Regions from separate parts of the Homo sapiens genome. Here region 2 is linked to region 1. Evidence: read pairs that join two places in POLR2A ChIA-PET (ENCODE). Cell type or tissue: CD4-positive, alpha-beta T cell. All regions are shown on one strand. Each heading gives the region's core, and the rest is flanking DNA. Links, peaks and the distances in the headings are about the cores only. Region 1 has its middle 70 kb from the start of RIPOR2. Region 2 overlaps RIPOR2 (RHO family interacting cell polarization regulator 2).

The links. ChIA-PET counts read pairs that join two places held together with the same protein. Peaks named below come from ENCODE experiments on the same cell type or tissue, not always from the same donor. Only the 100,000 strongest peaks of a DNase experiment are listed, where the experiment ranks them.
Region 2: POLR2A ChIA-PET joins it to region 1 with 5 read pairs; 8 of 35 experiments call an interaction of 5 or more read pairs at or near these places.

The regions. Positions count from the first base shown.
Region 1 is chr6:25,003,425-25,008,809 of GRCh38, forward strand. It overlaps a transcript of RIPOR2 not described here. Among named protein-coding and RNA genes, the nearest start is that of RIPOR2, 70 kb to the left of the region's middle. In CD4-positive, alpha-beta T cell, for the core only: no CTCF peak of the experiment used is centred there; DNase peaks (open chromatin) are centred at 3,317 and 3,967; H3K4me3 peaks cover 797 bases; H3K27ac peaks cover 2,654 bases.
Region 2 is chr6:24,832,328-24,837,712 of GRCh38, forward strand. RIPOR2 (RHO family interacting cell polarization regulator 2) reads right to left here. Exons shown (of 22, transcript NM_001286445.3): 15 at 3,376-3,544; 16 at 1-64. Among named protein-coding and RNA genes, the nearest start is that of ARMH2, 36 kb to the left of the region's middle. In CD4-positive, alpha-beta T cell, for the core only: no CTCF peak of the experiment used is centred there; no DNase peak of the experiment used is centred there; H3K27ac peaks cover 321 bases.

The sequences.
Region 1 (5,385 bases), core at 195-5,194:
TCATCTCCTTTTTCTTCTTTTCGAGACAGGATCTCATTCTGTTGCCCAGACTGGAGTGCAGTGGCGCAGTCATGGCTCAGTGTAGCCTCAACCTCCCTGGGCTCAAGTGATCCTTGCACCTCAGCCTCCCAAGTAGCTGGGACTACATGCGTGCACCACCACACCTGGGTAATTTTTCTATTTTTTGGTGGAGACGGGGTCTTACTATGTTGCCCAGTCTGGTCTCCACCTTCTGGGCTCAAGCTATCTGCCCACCTTGGCCTCCCAAAGTGCTGGCATTACAAACATGAGCCACCATGCCTGGCCTAAAATCTCCTTTAAAGGTAGCATTACCTCTTATTCCAAGCCTAACTTTTTTATATTTTCAGTAGAATGCGTTCCAGTCTTAGCTTTTCCAACAGGTAAGTGCAAACTTCAGATACTTACTTGTTCAAATAGTATTTTTGAATTCGTATGTTAAAAATAGTCTAATAAATCTGACCCCAGTTCAGTTATGACCATTTACCACTCTTCTTTCATTTGTCATGTCACTGTGTGAATAAAGTACAAATGGAAGCAGCTCTAGTGGTATTTTATATGTCCTAAACACACAATAGTGCATCTGGAGGGGATTTGAGCAGCCCACAGTGAAAAGGAGTAACTGAGTAGAAACAAACCAAGGGATATTATGGTTGTGACATGTTCATTGTCTCAACTTCCTGAGACTTATAGACAGTTTCTGAATACCTCAAAAAAGCACTAAATCTGGCTAAAATACCTAACAACCACAATGATACCCAAACTCAGTGAAAGATGGAAATTAAAATGGAATAACTCATAGGATCCGATTGTTGAATGATGGATATGGAAAAAAAGAACAAGGCACAGACAGGCTTTAGACCACCAAAGTCATGTAACTAAATATCACACAATCAGATGCAAGTTAAAAAAAGTCTCTGTATACCTCATAATCCCTACTGCTTGGTCACAGTGTAGCATTTCCACAGCAGTTCTCCTTGGCCTGGAGAGGGTAACAGCTTCTCCTTTATGTTCACCATTCACCCCCTGTACTGGATTTTTCTCCACCTTGTCGCCTCCTCTCCAGGTTTTCTCCTGCCAAGAAGGGAGATGAGTGCCTGCAAACAGCACTGATTTGACAGTAGCCAGCATCAGGACTCAAGAAGCCAGGGATCCCTGCTCAGCAGGCCAATCAGAGAGATCCCATTATGCAAGGGGCTGCTGAGGGACTATTTGTCCCGAACTGGAGGCAGAAAACTGAAGGATGCCCTTTTAGAGTTTGTATGGGTTGTTTTTGGAGAGAAGCCATGCCATTTTTTTGTTTTGTTTTGTTTTGTTTTACTGGCATCTAGTTTGTGTGTGTGTGTGTTTGTATGTATGTGTGCATGCGCACGTGTGTGCATGTAAATCTGCTGTCTTTGAAGGGAGACAAACATTTTTCCAGTTCCTTCCTTAAGGTACTTTAGTATTCTCACATTTTAATTCCCCATTGTTTTAATTCCAACCATCCAAATATGTTATGATCTGAATCAAAAGCTAGTACCCCAAATGTATTCAAATAGGCTACACACACACACACACACACACACACACACACACACACACACACACTCTGCTGTGTCATCCATTCTATTACCCCCAACATCATGGTATTAATTAGTGAATTCTTTCACCCTTAAGCTACAGCTGATAGCTTTGCACCAGGAGAATTTCTCTGCCTATTTCCCTATCTGGCAGAGCTAACAGGATTGGAGTGGCTACTCCTGCAGTAACACTTCACACTGTTGTGGTCACCAGAGGTTGAAGGAGGCCCTGGGGTTTTCATCTACGAGGCTGACTCTGACCGGGTTGTCCGTAGATTTAGACTAGGTTCCACCTTAATCAAACCAAATACAGCTCAAAATGTTTCTCCAGCAGATTACAAATCAATTTACCAGACAAAACTCCCCATTAATCCATAAGTGTCATAGAGCGACCTGCACAGACCTGCAGAGCATCTATACAACAATGATATTTTGTGTTCTGATTTTCCTACCTGTGCAATTGTAAAATATCCCTAAATAGCCGGTATTTATAAGTTTTCATTTGAAAGAAGCATAAGAAATCTATGTCTCATCTTAGTCAATGAAAAAAAATTATCCTTAACTGTGAACAAAGTCAGAGACATAGTCTCTCACAAGTGGGAATGAAGAAATTATGCAGGACCTATTTAGCTTCTGGTGAATGTGGCAGGTATTTCCAAGGGGTGTTTCAAAAATAAAATCCCTATGGAGATATATATATATATATATATATATATATATATATATATATATATATACATTTACCGATCAAAAGATATGCCATTATATACATCACCTTCTTCTCCTGTTTAACTTGACATTTTCTTCATGATCACTGAGCTCTGGGATCCCAGCCCTCCTACAATAGTGCTCTCCTGCCATGGTGACTCACTAACTTGTTCGTTTCAAAAGTGTTCTCAGATGATGAAAGCAATAGAACATTCAGAAAATAAAATAAAACTCTACAATTCTATGCCCAGCACAAAAGCTGCTCTAAGGTTTATATATTTCCTTCCAGGCTTTTTAAATTTTGAATCCTTACTTTAAAATATTTCTGTTAAACAGGCATGAGAAATCATTATAGGAAAATGAGACTACAACAGAAAATCATAAAAGGAAAACAATTAGAATACTCTCTAATCCCTCCACTCAGAAATAAATACTGTTAACATGTATACAGTTTTTCTTTCTCTTTCCATATACCAACACATGTTTTTAAAGGATTACTTTTCAATGCTCATGCCTCTTTCTGCCTTCATTCATTCGTTTATTCATTTGTTCAATAAACATTAATTGAGCACCTACTATAATACCAGCCAGCACTTTACTAGAGTTAAAACAATGCACAAAAAATGGCATGGCCTCTCATGGTTCTCATGATTCTTATAGTCTACAGGGGAAGATAGATCTCAAACAAATAATTACTACTTTTTCTTTGAGGAATAAATTGTATTTGTCTTCAGGCCTTAAAGTCTCATCTGTCTTTTCAAATCTCTCTTGCCACCTCACCCCCACAAATTCCAATCTCCCTCTGCTTTTGTTCATTATTAAACCTTCATCACAATTCAAGTGAAAGGTGTCCTGGAACTCTCTGTTCTTTTTTTGAAGAGTTCATCCCCTGTGTCCTCCAGGCACAGGTGAGTCACTGAGCTGGGAGGTGGCTCTGTGGAGTACGGACTGTACCACCAAGTGGCCTTGCACAAGTTTTTGATAACACCTACCAGAGCCACGAGAGTTCTGAGAATTCTCCCCACAGGAAGAGGAAGCATTTGGAATAGGAAGTAAGACTGAGCTGCCAAATATAGCACAGCTATATAAGAAGCCAGGTTGAGAAAGAGGAAACATGCACTCTTTTCAGCTGCCAGGCAGCACTTTGCTTTGGGGAAAAACAAACAAACTGTGCCATGGCTGAAAGCCTAGAGGAGCTGGAACTCAAATGCTGTGTGGTGTGCCTGCTGGGACCCTGTGGCTCTGGAATGGAACGCTGTGGGAATCCCAGTGCCAGGCTCTGGGAGGGTCTCTTGCTCAACCAAAAGCAGGGAGAGTTCTCCATAACCAAGGGCCTGCAGCAATTATTTGATTAACTTCACCAAGTTTCTGCTCTGTTTTCTGTTTTGGCTATGGTGACATGGACTTTTGTTATTATTATTATTAGTCTTCTTAATACTGCTGGAGAGAATGGCCAGTATCTTAATATCTTCAATAGATAAAGAAAAGCCTATTAAAGGCAAAATACCATGAACAGAGGCTATTCTGTGTCTACACGGTAAGCTGGATCTTCTAGTCCACCTGAGTAGTGGCCTGCTTCTCAGAGGAGGTAACTTCTCTGATATTGTTGGTCTTATCCTGTGGGTTGAAGAAGTGAGCACAAAGGACCTGCTGATTCATTTTCACATTCTCATCACTGACACTGCCTGCTCCACCACGGGCGCTCAATACTATGACAAATCCTCACTTGGTCAATTTTGTGAATGTGACATACTGAAAAATGTTACCATAAATAAAATGAGTGGGTTTTCCCTATGTACATAATAAGCAAGATATGATCAAATGAAGTTTCACTTTACCAATATGCAGGCAATTATTATCTTTATAATTGTTACTTCATTTTCCTTTGGCCTCTCTAAAAGTCCTGTGCTCTCTGACCTTATTCTTCTTCCCCAGACACCTTGCACTCTTGGCCCTTCCTTCCTGCCCTCCCCATCTTCCTTCTCGGTGATCTTAGGCACCCCCATGGCTTCAACTGTATCATCTCTGTCAATAACTCCACATTTACATCCATGCCCAGGCTTTTCTCCCCGGCCCCAGAGCTGTTCTTCCAACTGCTGTAGACATTTCTACATTGATATCCGGGAGGGACCTCAAACACAACATACCAACAAATAAGCATGCTGTAGCCCCACCTGCCCTCACCCCTAGTTTGCCCCCGACCTCTATTTCCTATCATGTTTAGTGGCATCATCCCAGGCAACCAATGCTGGAAACACTGGAAATACCTCCAATGAAAATGTCAAATGGAACTGTTTCTGCCTTATTTTTATTTTTTAAAAATATTTTAAAACTATTTTTATTAAAATCAGTAGTAAGAATCTGCCTCATGTTTTACTGTGATGCCAAGACAAGCATGGTAGCTGAATGATGGTCCCCCAAACACATCCACATGCTAGTCTCTAGAACTGCATGGTGAAAGGGACTTTGCAGATATAATTAAGTTAAGCATTTTTTTTTTCAACCATGTTGGTCAAGCTGATCTCGAACTCCTGACCTCGTGAGACACCCGCCTCGGCCTCCCAAAGTGCTGGGATTACAGGCGTGAGCCACCGTGCCCAGCTAAGTTAAGGGTCTTGAGATGGGGAGATGGCCCTGGATCATGCAGGAGGGCCTGATGTACTCAAAAGGGTCCCCATAAGAGGGGTCAGTCAGAGAAAGAGATGTGAGGACAGTGGCAAAGGCTGAAATGCTGTGGCCACAAGCGAAGGTGGCTCTAGAAGCTGGAAAAGGCAAGGAAACAGGCTCCAAGCCTTGAGGGGAATGCAGCCTTTGAGTTAAGCCTTGTAAGATCCATTTTGGACTTCTGGCCTATAAGACTTGGACTTCTGGCCTATAAAACATAATAAAATTACACTGTTTTAAGCCACTATATTTTGGGTAATTTGTTACAGTAGCAATAGGACACCAATACAATAAGAGATTTCAGATATGAAAGGGAGCAGGAGATGATTTCCAAAGAAAGTGGCCTCTCTGACATCTGCTCCAAGAATAAAAGTGGTAGAAATTGGTCAGGATGCCAAGGAAATTTGATGAGGAGATAGGCAAGATGATGGCT
Region 2 (5,385 bases), core at 99-5,098, 170 kb before region 1:
GCCTAGAAAGCTTCTCTAAGAGACTTCTTGCCACAAATGGGGTTTTGCTTGAGAAAACAATTTGCTGGTAAAACAAACAAAACTCCTGTTTCAATTATGTTGTTTTCAGTAGAGCTTTCTCTACCCAGCCTCATCCTTCCTGAATGTGGTGATGATACTAAATAAACTCATGCGATGTTTTTCTTCCAGCTCGATAATGATCCTCATTCCATGCCAGTTACAACATCTGATGAAATCAGGCATGTTTTTGTTGCTTTGCATTTCTTCGTGTGTGCATAAATTCTGGAACTTTCTCAGTAGTAGGTCTACAAGGTTATTATAAAGCTGCTTTCCCTTTTATGTATTGTGAATCTGATCTTCCCCTTTGAAACGTGAGGGGCAGTTTAGGCTGTGTCTTGGTGTGTAAGCAGAAATAGATTTGTCTTACAAATGCAGTAATTTTTCACAGCATGGTTTTATTTTTGTGTGTGTGTTCAAGCTGAAAGTTAAGAGCAGGTTAAATAATAATGAGAATTACAATCAGAGCTGTCTCTTGATAACAAATGAGTGCTCACTATGTGCCAGGCACTGGTCTGAGTTCTGTATAAGTGTTAGCTTATGTTATTTCTCAAAACAACCCAATGAGGCGGGTCTTATTGATATCCCCATTTTACTGATGAGAAAATTGAGGCACAGAGAGGTTAAGTAACCTGCCCAAGGTCACATAAGTTGTAAGTGGGTTTATTTGTGTGCAGTTCACAAGAATGAGAAGACCTAAGAGAAGAAAGGATATAAGTCATTTGCTGCCCAATGGTTCTACTCCTTTCTGTGTCTCAGAGACCTGTCTCAATCACCTGGTAGCCATAGATGCAGAACACAGACCTGTACTACTATGCTGAATTGTTTAAAGTATTGGGACTCTAAAACAAATAGGATTTTCAAACCCAGCACTTTGGGAGGCTGAGGCAGGCAGATCACGAGGTCAGGAGATTGAGACCATCCTGGCCAACATGACGAAACCCCATCTCTACTAAATATACAAAAATTAGCCAGGCGTGGTGGTGCAGGCCTGTAGTCTAAGCTACTCAGGAGGCTGAGGCAGGAGAGTCGCTTGAACCCTGGAGGCGGAGGCTGCAGTGAGCCAAGATTGTGCCACTGCACTCCATCCTGGGTGACAGAGTGAGATTGTCTCAAAAAAAACAAAAACAAAAACAACAACAACAAAAAAACAAAACAAAGTCTAGTGCAGCAATTATGTACTAACACCCTTCCTGTGAGTAAATACAATAGCAATGAACTGCTTTATTTTGAAAATAATTGTAGTGATTATGATTCTTAGAAAATGCACATCTTTATCTCTCTGTGGTTATATAACTAATAAGTAAGCTCACACATGAATCAACGCAAGCCAGAAGGTAAGTTTCTAAATCTCATTCCTTCAATCTACATCTTTGTATCCACCTCTTCTGTTTTTGTACCATTGCTCATCCCCACAGAAAGGATGAATTGTTATAATCATGGCCTTATTACCGAGAGAAACACTGCATTGACTGCTTGCACTAAAAGCATGCCAATTAGTCTTTGCGAGAAAACAGTCACTCCTTCAAAGATAAGAATTCTCTTATGTCTCACAAAATAGCTATTATTCTCTAAAAGAGAAACAAGTGGTTTGCTTGGCATAGTATCAGGCTCAGCAAGGACAAAGAGCTGTCTCGTTCAAATGGTTGGTGAGTAGAAAATAGTCATACATAAATAAAAATCCCTGTCTGTTTTGATCAGAAAAAAAAAAAACTGCACATTCTACCAGATTGGTTATCAGTCTCATGGTTTGTGAGACCTTTGTGGTTTTTGACCTCAAAACTCAACAGAAGAGTTCAACTAAGTGTTGGCTAACCAAGTGGCAGGAGTTATAATTGCCAACCAGTCTCCCACAGCACACAGTTGTCTGAGGCTTCTCTGATGCTCTTCATCTATGGTGGAGAAGCATATTCTCCTACATCTCATCACATGTCTGTTACCAAGGAGGCAACACTGCCCCTCTGCTGGGCTCCCGAGGGACCCCTAGCTCCTCACCCTGACTCTTGTCTTCCAACAGGTTCTGTGCTCTTGGGTTACCATTCCTCCTCCTTCTGCACCCTTCCTGCTTGGCTGATCCCCTTGACACTTTTTCTTTTCTTTTCTTTTTTTAATGAGGCCTTGGCCTCCCAAAGTGCTGGGTTTGAAAATCCTATTTGTTTTAGAGTCCAAATACTTTAGACAATTCAGCATGGTAGTACAGGTCTGCGTTCTGCATCTATGCCTACCAGGTGATCGAGACAGGTCTCTGAGAGACACAGAAAGGAGTAGAACCATTGTCACCCAGGCTGGAGCGCAGTGGTGCCATCACAGCTCACTGCAACCTCTGCCTCCTAGGCTCAAGCAATCCTCCCACCTCCGCCTCCTGAGTAGCTGGGACCATAGGCCTGTGCCACCACACCTGACTAATTTTTGTATCTTTTGTAGAGATGAGGTTTCACTCTGTTGACCAGGCTGGTCTCAAACTCCTGGGCTCAAACAATCTTCCTGCTTTGACCTCCCAAAGTGCTGGGACTATGGGCCTGAGTCACTGCGCCTGGTCTGGAACCATTTTATTAGCTTCTGCATTCTCTTCCTGTTCCACATACACCCAAGCAAGCTGGGAGAAGAATGATATTAGAAGAAAAGCAACCAGGCAAGGAGAAAGCTCTTAAGTAGATGCTTGAGGAAAAATGCTTTGTTCAAGACAGCTGAAACCCTTCCTGCAACAAAAGAATTTAAGAACATTTTGCTCCACTGTTGAAAAACCTTAAGTGGTAAACAGCTTGAGATGAGAAGGAAAATTAGCTCTGTGGTGTCCCAGAATGAGAGCTAAATGGTGATGATGATGGCCTAGAGAATTATATCTTAGCATTGCTAATAAGAATTACTTATTCAAGGTCCAGGAGACTGTGGTTAGATTCTTTAACACTTTCTTTTAGCTATCCAGGTGGTGAAAAACTAATTCATTTGACATTCATGTTAATATATATTCAGCACTACTGGCTTTCAAACTCCATTGCAGATGGTGGAATACAAATGGCTTCCCCCCACCCCCTTAATCACATTATTCTCAGGTACTACCAAATGAGTCAAAAGTGAGAGCTAACCATATGCCACCTACTACTGTGAAGGTCTGGAGAGTTAGGTTCGAAGATGAAAAACCCAAGGTTGTAGAGGGATGGGCAGGCCCATCAGAGTTTTTGACTTGGCTCAAACCACAGCAAGACTGTTCTCTTATTCCTGAATTCTCATTTCCCTGGCAACACTAAAAAATGAAAGCACACTTCCTGGTATGTAAATCACCTGGCATCTCAAACACAAATTCATCGCTGATCCTACCTGCACGAGTTGGGTGCAGTACTGGAGGTGCCTGACGATGGTGATGTCCAGGCTCTCGTTGCCTGTGGTCAGTGGGAGAGGACTTCCTGCCACACTGGTCCCAACTCCTGTGTCTTCAGTGAGCGCTTCACTGAGATGCCCCCTGGCTTCTGGGTGAACCGACCTGTAACTATTGAAGGTGGGCAAAACATTAGCTATTCTTTTTCTGTGCACAAACCACAGGTCAAGTCCACATGGTTTGCATCGGGCCCCAACAGCACCCACTGAAAACAGTCTTTCACTTGCCTATCTTGAAAAATAGAGACACCTTTAAAAAATTACTTAATTCAGCCTGGTCACCAAATTGCCTAGTGTTAAAAGGACATGCAAACAAATTGCTTTCAAAGTTCTTTCTCTACTTTTTAAGCCTAATGAACCACTTATGAAGTAGTTTCACCCAGAAGTCTTTGAAACATGCCCTCATTTTGAATGTGTTGCACTTTCCTGCTCTGTTGACAGGGTGATCTGCCAAATTTTCTGGAATTAAATTGTCCTCTATATTTGTGGTTTCCCAAAGGCAATACCATTAAGAAATAATCTGCCAAGGTTTTTTCCTGGCCTCAGATCAACTGCTACTTGAATAAAAGGAAAAAGGAAAGCTGCCAAGAAGAGAGACATGATGTTCTACTCTGGACAAAAGTTAAAAAGGGTGTTTGAATATTCAGAGGAATCGCTTAGTTCTGCCTCTGACGTTTTGTTTAAACCCCCTTGTTGAACTGTATGAAGTTATATCATGGTAGGCACCTACATTTAAAAAAATCTCTTGCATTGATTATCTAATTTTATTCATAAACTAAACCTGCGTACTAGGGAGGGTGGCAATAGTGGTCTTGTTTCACATGATTAGCAGAGATTTTGAGTGTCCTGGTTCACACAGCTAGACGGGACAGGGAAGATTTGGGCTTCTAGCCTCACACTCTCTGGTGTCCACAATTTAAAAAGATTAGCACCAGAGCTTAGAGGCTTTGAATGCTTTATTCTGATTCTGATTCACATTTGACTCCAAGGGGAAAACACTCAGTTTGTGTCTGGGCAGTCCACACATAGCAGCCAATACATATTTAAAATACACACACACACACACACACACTCTCTCTCTCTCTCTGTCTCTCTCTCTTCCCTAATACTTCTGATGACATATAATAAGATTGATCAAATTAGACATATTTAATATCAATGATGTATAACATTTATAAAACCTGTGCTTGTGATATTTTTTTGTTAAAATGTTTCTTATAGCAAGAAGAAAAAAAGTTTAGATTGATGCCTGACTTTGCTACATCCTGTAACAGCTTAAGGTAACAAGTATGCAGAAAAATTTTTGGATAAGAAGTATTTCACAAATTCTATCAAGCTAAAAAATATTAAGGCAGAACAATTTATTTTTATTATTTTTTTTGAGACGGAGTCTCGCACTGCCACCCAGGTTGGAGTGCAGTGGCTCGATCTCAACTCACTGCAACCTCCACCTCCCAGGTTCAAGCCATTCTCCCACCTCAGCCTCCTGAGTAACTAGGACTACAGGCGTACACCACCATGCCTGGCTAATTTTTGTATTTTTAGTAGAGACGGGGTTTCACCATGTTGATCAGGCTGGTCTCGAACTCTGACCTCAAGTGATTCACCCTCCAGCTTCCCAAAGTGCTGGGATTACAGGAGTGAGCCACCACTCCCGGCCTTATTTATTTATTTGAGAGAAGGTCTCGCTCTGTTGCCCAGGCTGGAGTGCTGTGGTACAATCTCAGCTCACCTTGACATCCTGGGTTCAAGCAATCCTCCCACCTCAGCCTCCCGCATAGCTGGGACTACAGGTGTGCACCACCACACCCAACTAACTTTTGTATTTTTAGTAGAGATGGCATTTTGCCATGTTTCCCAGGCTGGTCTTGAACTACTGAGTTCAAGCAGTCCTCTGGCCTTGGCTTCCCAAAGTGCTGGGATTATAGGCATGAGCCATCATGCCTGGCCAAA